3 separate regions of the Homo sapiens genome follow, and regions 1 and 2 are each linked to region 3. Evidence: chromatin contacts called from ENCODE Hi-C or POLR2A ChIA-PET data. All regions are on one chromosome and are shown on one strand. The core of a region is the stretch at or near the end of the contact, and the rest is flanking DNA. Distances in the headings are between cores, read along the strand shown.

Region 1 (2,700 bases), core at 70-2,569, 450 kb before region 3:
TCAGCTCGGGGAAGCTGCATCTGCCCTTCTTGTTGGTAAGCGGCCATGTCTGCTAAGAAAATGTAAGCATCAAGTGTCATTTCATTCTTGGAGCTGCACCAAGGATTACAGGTTTTCTGTCCCCTCCTCCCCACCCTCTTTGCCCTTAAGATTCCTTAATGTACCCACATCTACGAACTAGGAGCAGTTGGGCAGAACAAACATTCTACTAAGACTCAGGGTTTTTTGAAACAAAAGGGGCTAAGAGTGGTAAAGACATTGAGCAGTCGACCAAGTGGCCAGGCATCTTCACTTTGTGACGGCACTACCAATTAAAAGCTCATTAAAAAAAAAAAAAAAAAAAAAAAAAGTCCGGGCGTGGTGGCTCACGCCTGTAATTCCAGCACTTTGGAATGCCGAGGCGAGCGGATCACGAGGTCAGGAGATAGAGACCATCCTGGCTAACACGGTGAAACCCGGTCTCTACTAAAAATACAAAAAATTAGCCGGGCGTGGTGGCGGGCGCCTGTAGGCCCAGCTACTCGGGAAGCTGAGGCAGGAGAATGGCGTGAACCCGGGAGGCAGAGCTTGCAGTGAGCGGAGATCGCGCCACTGCACTCCAGCGTGGGGGACAGAGCAAGACGGCATCTCAGACAAAACAAAACAAAACAAAACAAGAAACTCAATAAAAAAGGAGCAGCCACAAGGGCAGGGGCCCGGGGCTGGACAAAGAAGAACCTGGGTCCCACCTGGGCCTGAGAGAATCGGGCAATGAGGTGGAGTTGGGGGAGGGCTTGGCCTGCCCACGCAAGAGAAACCAAGTGAAGAGAAATTGGACAAAATGCCAAAGCCTGACATTTTGAAAATGGGTCCCGTCCCAAGTGTGTCCACTCCAACACTCCTTCGGGGGCTAGCTCCTTCTCTCCTCCATTCTCGCTTCTGGGCCTCACCTCAGCCCAGGTTCTCTTCGCCCACTCAGTCCTGACTTCACGCTTCCACCTCCAGCTCAGGCGCCCCCTGAGCCCGGCTACCCCTACGCAGGACGAGCTCAGGGCCGGCTCCCAGCCTCACTGCGCCCCATTTCCCGCCCCGCCCGACCCCCAGGTTTCGGCTCACCCCGGGACCCGGCCCTAGCCCCTGCCCCCAGCCCAGGACCGGGCCCAGCCACGCTCGCCCAGACACTCGCCGCCTCGGCCCCGCCCCGCGCTCCGGCCACTCGGCGGTAACGAGTTGGTCCCGCCCGCCCGACGAAGGCGACGCGCAGCCAATCAGCGGCTGCCACACAGCGGCCCAAGCCGGGTTTGGGGGTTGGGACCTCCGGCTGCAGGTCCGCCTGGGCCAGACGCGCGAGCGCAAGCAGCGGGTTAGTGGTCGCGCGCCCGACCTCCGCAGTCCCAGCCGAGCCGCGACCCTTCCGGCCGTCCCCACCCCACCTCGCCGCCATGCGCCTCCGCCGCCTAGCGCTGTTCCCGGGTGTGGCGCTGCTTCTTGCCGCGGCCCGCCTCGCCGCTGCCTCCGACGTGCTAGAACTCACGGACGACAACTTCGAGAGTCGCATCTCCGACACGGGCTCTGCGGGCCTCATGCTCGTCGAGTTCTTCGCCCCCTGGTGAGTCCATTCTGCCGAGGCGGGGGAAGAAAGGCGGGGCTGGGCCGGGGGCGAGAGCGCGGGGAACTGTTGGGCCTACGCAGCGCCGGGGCCCTTCATTCCTGTGGGCCCCTGCTGCGGCGGGCACATTTCTCATTCCCGGGAGCTGGAGGCGCCTCGCCGAGAGCGGGGGAGTCGGTGCTGATCGGCCCAAGGAAAACCCGAAGGCTGCGCTCACGCAGGGCCTCATCCTTATCTCGGTGCTCTTGTGGCACTTCCTATTTGCAGAGGGTTTTGCCACCCCTTCCCCCAGTCCAATATGTAGCTATATCTTTTCTGCGTGAGTCAGTATTAATGCTCCTCCAGTCTACAGACTAGGCATCCCAAAGCCTTGTAGTGGAAGCGGACGTTTCACCAAATGCAGAAGTCCTGGATCCCTAGGGTATTTCCTTTCATCTTACCTCACGCCGCACAGCCATTGGTTTCTAGCCAAGGTCACTGAGTGGCTGCAGAATGGTCGTAAGTGCTTTCTTGAGGCAGGTAATTTGTCCGTCACATGGTGTACAGTTTCTCCCTTCAGCTGATCACTTACATCTCAGTACCGGCAGATACCTCTGTCCAAACGAAAGGAGTACGTGAACAAGAATAATTCCATCAGAATCTGTCCATATTGTCTGTTTTAAATAGCATTTCTTTAAAATGTCAAAAAAGACTCCAATGAGAAAATAACCAATATTGATTACATACTCCACTTTAGGGTGACTTAAGTGATCAAGGGTGTAAATTCCTTAGATAGAACTAACTCGAAATAAAAAACTGTTGGGGAGAAGGAAGAGCAAATAAGATTTCTGGCCCAGTCAACTTGAGTGTTTGTTTTTTTTTTTTATTTGTGTGTGTGTGTGTTTTTAAACCTCCAGATCATTACCAGAGTAAACAGTGATTCCTTTATCCTGGGGATAGCTCTCTATATATAATTCAATATATATAATTACAGTACTTAATTTTTCCCCTCCTGGCACAGTGACCCTTGGTTTAATACTATCCGTGTTCAAAAATGTCAGTAAAAGTTGTGTATAACTTTTATTTGCTTCAGACTCAGGTCTTCCCTTCTTAGCCTCAAACAACTTGCTAAG
Region 2 (2,700 bases), core at 129-2,628, 340 kb after region 3:
CAGGCTGGTCTCGAACTCCTGACAGCAAATGATCCGCCCATCTCGGCCTCCCAAAATGCTGGGATTACAGGCGTGAGCCACCGCGTCCTGCCCACGTATCTACCTTTTTATCACATGAATGTTGTACCAAGTTCGCGTATTACATATTTGAAAATAAATTGCGAAAATAACAAAAACAAAATCCATCTACTGGCTAGCTCTTTAAAATCCTGCGGGGGAGCCCAGTGGCCCAACGGCGAAGTTTAGCCCATCTTGCCCTTTCTGGTCAGTGTACCTGTTCCATTTATCTCTGACTGCGCCACTCAGTCAGGTGAGGGACCACTGGAGTTTTCTACCGGAAATGCACTTCAGCAAATGCCACTTGCTCTCTCCAACTTCAGTTTCAACCAGCGCCTACCTCAGGAAGCCTTCCTTCATCCTCCGGCCCCCGCCGCCGCTAAGGTTATCCTTTTACATTCAACCTCATAATGCTGCTTTTTGTGGCAGTCATCACAGTGTCGAAATTTGTTTACATGTCCATCTTTGCTACTTGATGGAGGGCAAAGATACACCTCATACCTAGCATAGACCCCAGGAGGTCCGAAATTGTTCTGCGAAAGAAAAAAAAATCAATGTGCTGGCCTCAAAGGGGCTCACAGGAAGGGAAAAGCCTCGAAGACTAAGGCTCTCTTCGATTCCTTCGTGACTAACTCGAGGCAAACATGCCAGGAACGCGGCTCTCCCCACCCGCTCCTGCATCTGCGCCCGGGGATCGCCGGATTCCAGAGGGGTCCCCTCCACCTAGCGCGCGACGACTCCCTCTGGGGTCCCGGAAGCCCGGCCACCGACCCCACAGGCGGGCGTGGCCTCAGAGCCCTCTTCTGAGCACGGCGTGGGTATCCGCAGGCGGCCATGGACGGTGATCACAGTGACCAGAGGGACAGCGCACCCTCCGGTCGAAGCGGGGTAGGCGTTGGCAGGGGAGGGGCGACGAAGACTGGCGAGGTTCAGGCGCCAGCCAAAGAACCACTCTGCTAACTTCCTGGCACTTACGTTTCCTACCCGGGGCCCAGAGTCGGGCGGCGGTCTTCCAGCACCACGAACTCCAGTACTGGTCTGCGTTGTAGGGAGCTGGAAGCCCGACCCAGCACTCCTCAGCCCCCTGTGCCCCTCCCTCTGCTCTTTCCGCCCCTCCCTCCGCCCCCCTCCGCCCCCCCCTCCGCCTCTCCCTCAGCCCCGCAGCGCCACCGACCGCGTTCCCCGCCCACTTCTTACCCGCGCGCGTCGCCGCCGCCGCCTGAGGGGGCGTGGCCTCGGCTCGGCGCACAGTCAGCCACGGTCCCATCCTGCTCCGCGCCGGTCAACGAGAGCAAACCCAGTGACTCACCTCCGCCGTGCTAACTCCTCGCTAGCTCTCCCTCTCACACACGCTCACACCCGGCTCGAGATGGCGGCGGCGGCGGCGGCGGCGGGGGACTCGGACTCCTGGGGTGAGGAGAAGTTGCTGGGGCAGGGCCCGGGCCGGCGCCGGCCCCACGCAGTGGCAGGCACTAACACGGCTCGCTTTCTTCCGTAGACGCCGACGCTTTCTCCGTGGAAGACCCAGTGCGGAAGGTGGGGGGCGGCGGCACTGCCGGCGGGGACCGCTGGGAAGGCGAGGACGAGGACGAGGACGTCAAGGTGGGTGCGGGCTAGGGCGCCGGGCAGCGCGGAAGCGGGCTGGCGCTGTTGCCGGCCGACTCTGGGCCCCGGGTCGCTGCCGGGGCCTGCGGGCCGTGGGTCCAGGCGCGAGCATAGGGCCTGGCGGTGCTCTCTTCCCCTCCGCTTGCCGGCCATGTGTGGGCCGAAGACTGGCAGCGTGGCCTCCCGGACTCCCTCGCCGGTTGAGAGTCTGCTCTCCGGCGTGGATCCCACCCGCCGGCTGGCGACGAAAGGTGACAGCATCGGCCGGGTCGGCCCACGTGCAAGCTTCGCGGTCCGGAGCCTCTCGCAGGAATGAGACCGGGAAGTTGGGAATTGAGCCTTGTAGCTTATCCATATGGAAAGCCTTGAGACTCGCCTGTCTTTTCGAGCTCAAGTCAGCCCAGGGCCAGTAACTCATTTATGACCCTGAGGTCTACTTATACAGTTTGTTCGAGGGATTAGATGAGTGAAATATTGTAGTTGAATTTCAACCTTTTTTTCCCACACGAGACAGCTAGAAACAGTAAAGGGAAATAACTTTTGGCTCTCCCTTCCCCCACCCTGTGGTAAAAAGAATGAACTGACCACTGAGATAGCCCGCAGTTAGTGGACAGAAACCCAGGTAGTTCACACCGTGACCTGAGAAATGGAGAGACGACAGTTACTCAACTACACACATACGACACCTAAGGAAATATTGAAGATTTGGTGGTGGTTGTAGATGACGGGCCCGTGGTTTTTTGTTGTTGTTGTTGTTTTGTCTGTGCCTTGTAGATAATCATTTTTACCTCAGTCGTTTGATTTTGAAAACTCCGAAGGGTTCATTATACAGCTGTAAGTGACATTTACTTCTACATGGTTTTTTTTTTTTTTTACAGTAGTTACAGAAGTCTCAAATCCAAAATGTTAAGACTCTTATTAACAAAGTTCTCAAAATCTTGTTATATTTGTGCAGATAAAGTTTTGTGTGAAATGGAAAATGATTTTTTTTTGTGGTTTTGCCTAATTTAGTGAATTTCTCCTAATTTATAAACACAA
Region 3 (2,700 bases), core at 99-2,598:
CCTGCTGCAAAGGCAAAGGATCAGGTGAGACCCCTCTGGGTCCAGCTCAATTAGCTTCTCCACAAAGAGCAGCTTCCGGCGATGAGCGCAGGATCCTCCTGGCTGATGAACTAAACACGGGAGCATTGTCAATGTTTTCAATCTCTGACTTTTTCATAAGGGAGGAGAGAGGGCTGTGACTGCATTCCCGGGAAAGACTACTACTCCTGACGTGCACACAGCAGTAGCGAAGGAACATGAGCAAGAGGTTGTAAAAATCCCTTCAAAAATACCAGGTTCTGAAAGAAATGCTGTTGAGCATTACCGTATTGTTGGCGTTTTTCCTAAGTCGCCGATTCTTCCTGGCCACTTCCAAGCCCCAAATCGCTGGGACTTGTTGCTAAATCTTTACCTCACGTCCCCTAGAACCGCCCAACACAATAAAATTTGGGGATCAAAAGGCGGGAGGGGGCCTAAATCTCTAAAACCCAGAGGACTGGGCTTCCTTCAATAGGCCACTCCGCATGGGCTGCGCGTTCAGTTCTACCTTCTGAAAGCTCTGACTCACAAATGGTGGGGGGAGGAATTATGACATAAACCATTATCCTTCCAACCCAAGAAAGATAAGAAAAGCCAGCCATACGTCCTTGCCCGGGCAGAGAGCCAAAGCCTGCGCCCCCGACGGGGCGGCCGGGCTAGGAGCCTACCGCCCTACCCGCCTCCCTCCGGGCGCCCCGGAAAGGTGCACCTTACTCGGGCGGGCTCGAGGAACCAGGACGGGGCGCCCTCACCCAGGGAGAGCAGGGTAGGACTTAGGGGTGTGGGACGCGGAGACTCGCCCCGCGGCGGCGGTGACACACCGGGTGCCAGGGCTCCGGCAGGGGCTCCGGTGAAGACGCCCTGCACTAGGGCGGTCCGCCGCAACCAGGAACGGACAAAGCACGGCGCTGGGGCTGGGGCGACCCCTGGGCGGCGGCCGCCGCCGGCCAAGTTGACCAGACTTGGGGGACAAGGGGGTCCCGCGGGCGGGGCGGGGCGGCGCGGCGCTGACCTGGATGGTGCAGGTGTACTCGCTGTCGTCCAGCAGCCGCACGGTGCAGCTGTACTCGCGCTCCAGGCTCCTGCTGCTGCCGCTCATCAACCTGCTCAGCATCTTCCCGCCCGCCCGCCCGGGAGCGACGCGGCGGCGCTGCGGACCCTGGACCAGGCGTCCCTCAGCCCGGCAGCTCCGCACCGACCCCAGGCACCTGCACCATCACCCCGGCCCCGTCGCTGCCGTTGCCTCCTGCTGGCCTCGTTCCTCCTCCTTATCCTCCTCCTTCCCTCAGCCGCCACCGCCTCCCCCCAGCCCAGATCAAGCGCCGGGCTCTGTCTCCTCGGCGCCCCAGTGCCCGTGCCCAGCTCGCGGGGCGGGGCCTCAACTGGAGGGGGCCAATGGGGGTCAGCGCGGCGGAACCGAGTGGCAGACCGAAAAGCCAATCGAGATAGAGTACTGGGATGATGGGCGGGATAAAGAAGCAATCACAGAAAAGCAGTCGGACCTAGTCAAGCCGGAGCAGCCCTCTAGCGTCCCAAACGAGGGGTTCCTCTCCGCCCCGTGGTTCCTATGGATGCTGTTTCCCCTCCCCCGGGCCAGGTGTGAGCACCCAACTGGATTGATGTCTGCCGCCTGAAATACACTTGATCTGCGTTTCCGAAGCCAAGCCTCGCACCCTGCAACACCGCGGTTCCCGCCCTCTTGGGAGCCGGAGCGAGGAGGCGGCAGGGTGCTGGATCACAGTCCCTGCACCTGCAGAATGCGGATACCTCTCGCTCCAGATAGGGCGACTGCCCCCGACCTGTGCTGTACCCTAAGTTGGCCCGTCTGGCCTCTGTGCTCCAGCCCTCTTATTTTGGGAAACAGGAGCTACTTAAATAAAAGCTAAAGGGACCTCAGAGGTTCTGAAGTACCCAGGTTTAATCCCCTAAAAAACCCTCCACTCTAACACCCTTTGCCTCCTTTTTATTTCAGAAGACAAAAGGAGACTGCTCCTTCAGCTGGTAGGGAGCAGAGGAAGCAATGAATCTTCTCCTTGCACTTTTAGAACTGGAAATTATGTCTTCAGACTTTCTCAATAGAACAACATAGTATGTCAGGAGGTATACATCACAAAGAATTGTCTCCTTCTCTTTGTCACCCCAAATTTACAGACTTCAAGGTTTTTTACCAGAACTTCAATAAGAGATATTCTCCCTCAAAGATTTTTGATGTGAGGAAATGTTATAAAATAATTATGTCGGCCGGGCGCAGTGGCTCAAGCCTGTAATCCCAGCACTTTGGGAGGCCGAGGCGGGCGGATCACCTGATGTCAGGAGTTCGAAACCAGCCTGACCAACATGGTGAATCCCCGTCTCTACTAAAAATACAAAAAAATTAGCCGTGCATGGTAGCACGCACCTGTAATCCCAGCTACTCGGGAGGCTGAGGCAGGAGAATCGCTTGAACCCAGGAGGCAGAGGTTGCAGTGAACCAAGATCACGGCCATTGCACTCCAGCCTGGGGGACAAGAGCAAGCCACCGTCTCAAAAAAAAAAAATAATCGTGTCAACATAGAACATTAATGCTGTAATAAATATATTAATTTAAAATAATGAAATAGGCATAATTTCCTATTACTTTCATTTGCACTGTTCTTGTTTATAGGTATAATGTGTAACAAAAATGAAACTCTACATTAGCCT

Evidence for each region. Hi-C counts contacts between places; a loop is a spot of excess contacts on that map. ChIA-PET counts read pairs that join two places held with the same protein, here RNA polymerase II (POLR2A). Pooled maps may share reads with other maps.
Region 1: a pooled map shows a loop between it and region 3 (5-fold over the local background). The contact joins the promoter of PDIA3 here to the promoter of FRMD5 in region 3. A Hi-C loop is called at or near these places in 2 of 50 pooled maps. POLR2A ChIA-PET finds 5 or more read pairs at or near these places in 2 of 52 experiments (activated CD8-positive, alpha-beta memory T cell and naive thymus-derived CD4-positive, alpha-beta T cell).
Region 2: a pooled map shows a loop between it and region 3 (8-fold over the local background). The contact joins the promoter of EIF3J here to the promoter of FRMD5 in region 3. A Hi-C loop is called at or near these places in 7 of 50 pooled maps. POLR2A ChIA-PET finds 5 or more read pairs at or near these places in 12 of 52 experiments (A673, H1, OCI-LY7 and 7 more).

The regions. Positions count from the first base shown.
Region 1 is chr15:43,745,119-43,747,818 of GRCh38, forward strand. It overlaps PDIA3 (protein disulfide isomerase family A member 3), which reads left to right and starts at 1,320. Exons shown (of 13, transcript NM_005313.5): 1 at 1,320-1,588. The coding sequence starts at 1,422. It also overlaps the pseudogene CATSPER2P1. RefSeq lists a silencer at 1,036-1,335 and enhancers at 1,836-1,885, 1,896-1,945.
Region 2 is chr15:44,535,769-44,538,468 of GRCh38, forward strand. It overlaps EIF3J (eukaryotic translation initiation factor 3 subunit J), which reads left to right and starts at 1,379. Exons shown (of 8, transcript NM_003758.4): 1 at 1,379-1,469; 2 at 1,556-1,659. The coding sequence starts at 1,427. It overlaps EIF3J-DT (EIF3J divergent transcript), which reads right to left and starts at 1,155. Exons shown (of 2, transcript NR_034170.1): 1 at 275-1,155. RefSeq lists enhancers at 47-834, 522-971 and silencers at 1,142-1,311, 1,502-1,811, 1,832-1,881.
Region 3 is chr15:44,193,923-44,196,622 of GRCh38, forward strand. FRMD5 (FERM domain containing 5) reads right to left here and starts at 1,349. Exons shown (of 14, transcript NM_032892.5): 1 at 1,031-1,349. The coding sequence starts at 1,132. RefSeq lists silencers at 680-739, 850-899 and enhancers at 1,233-1,734, 1,735-2,234, 1,750-1,849.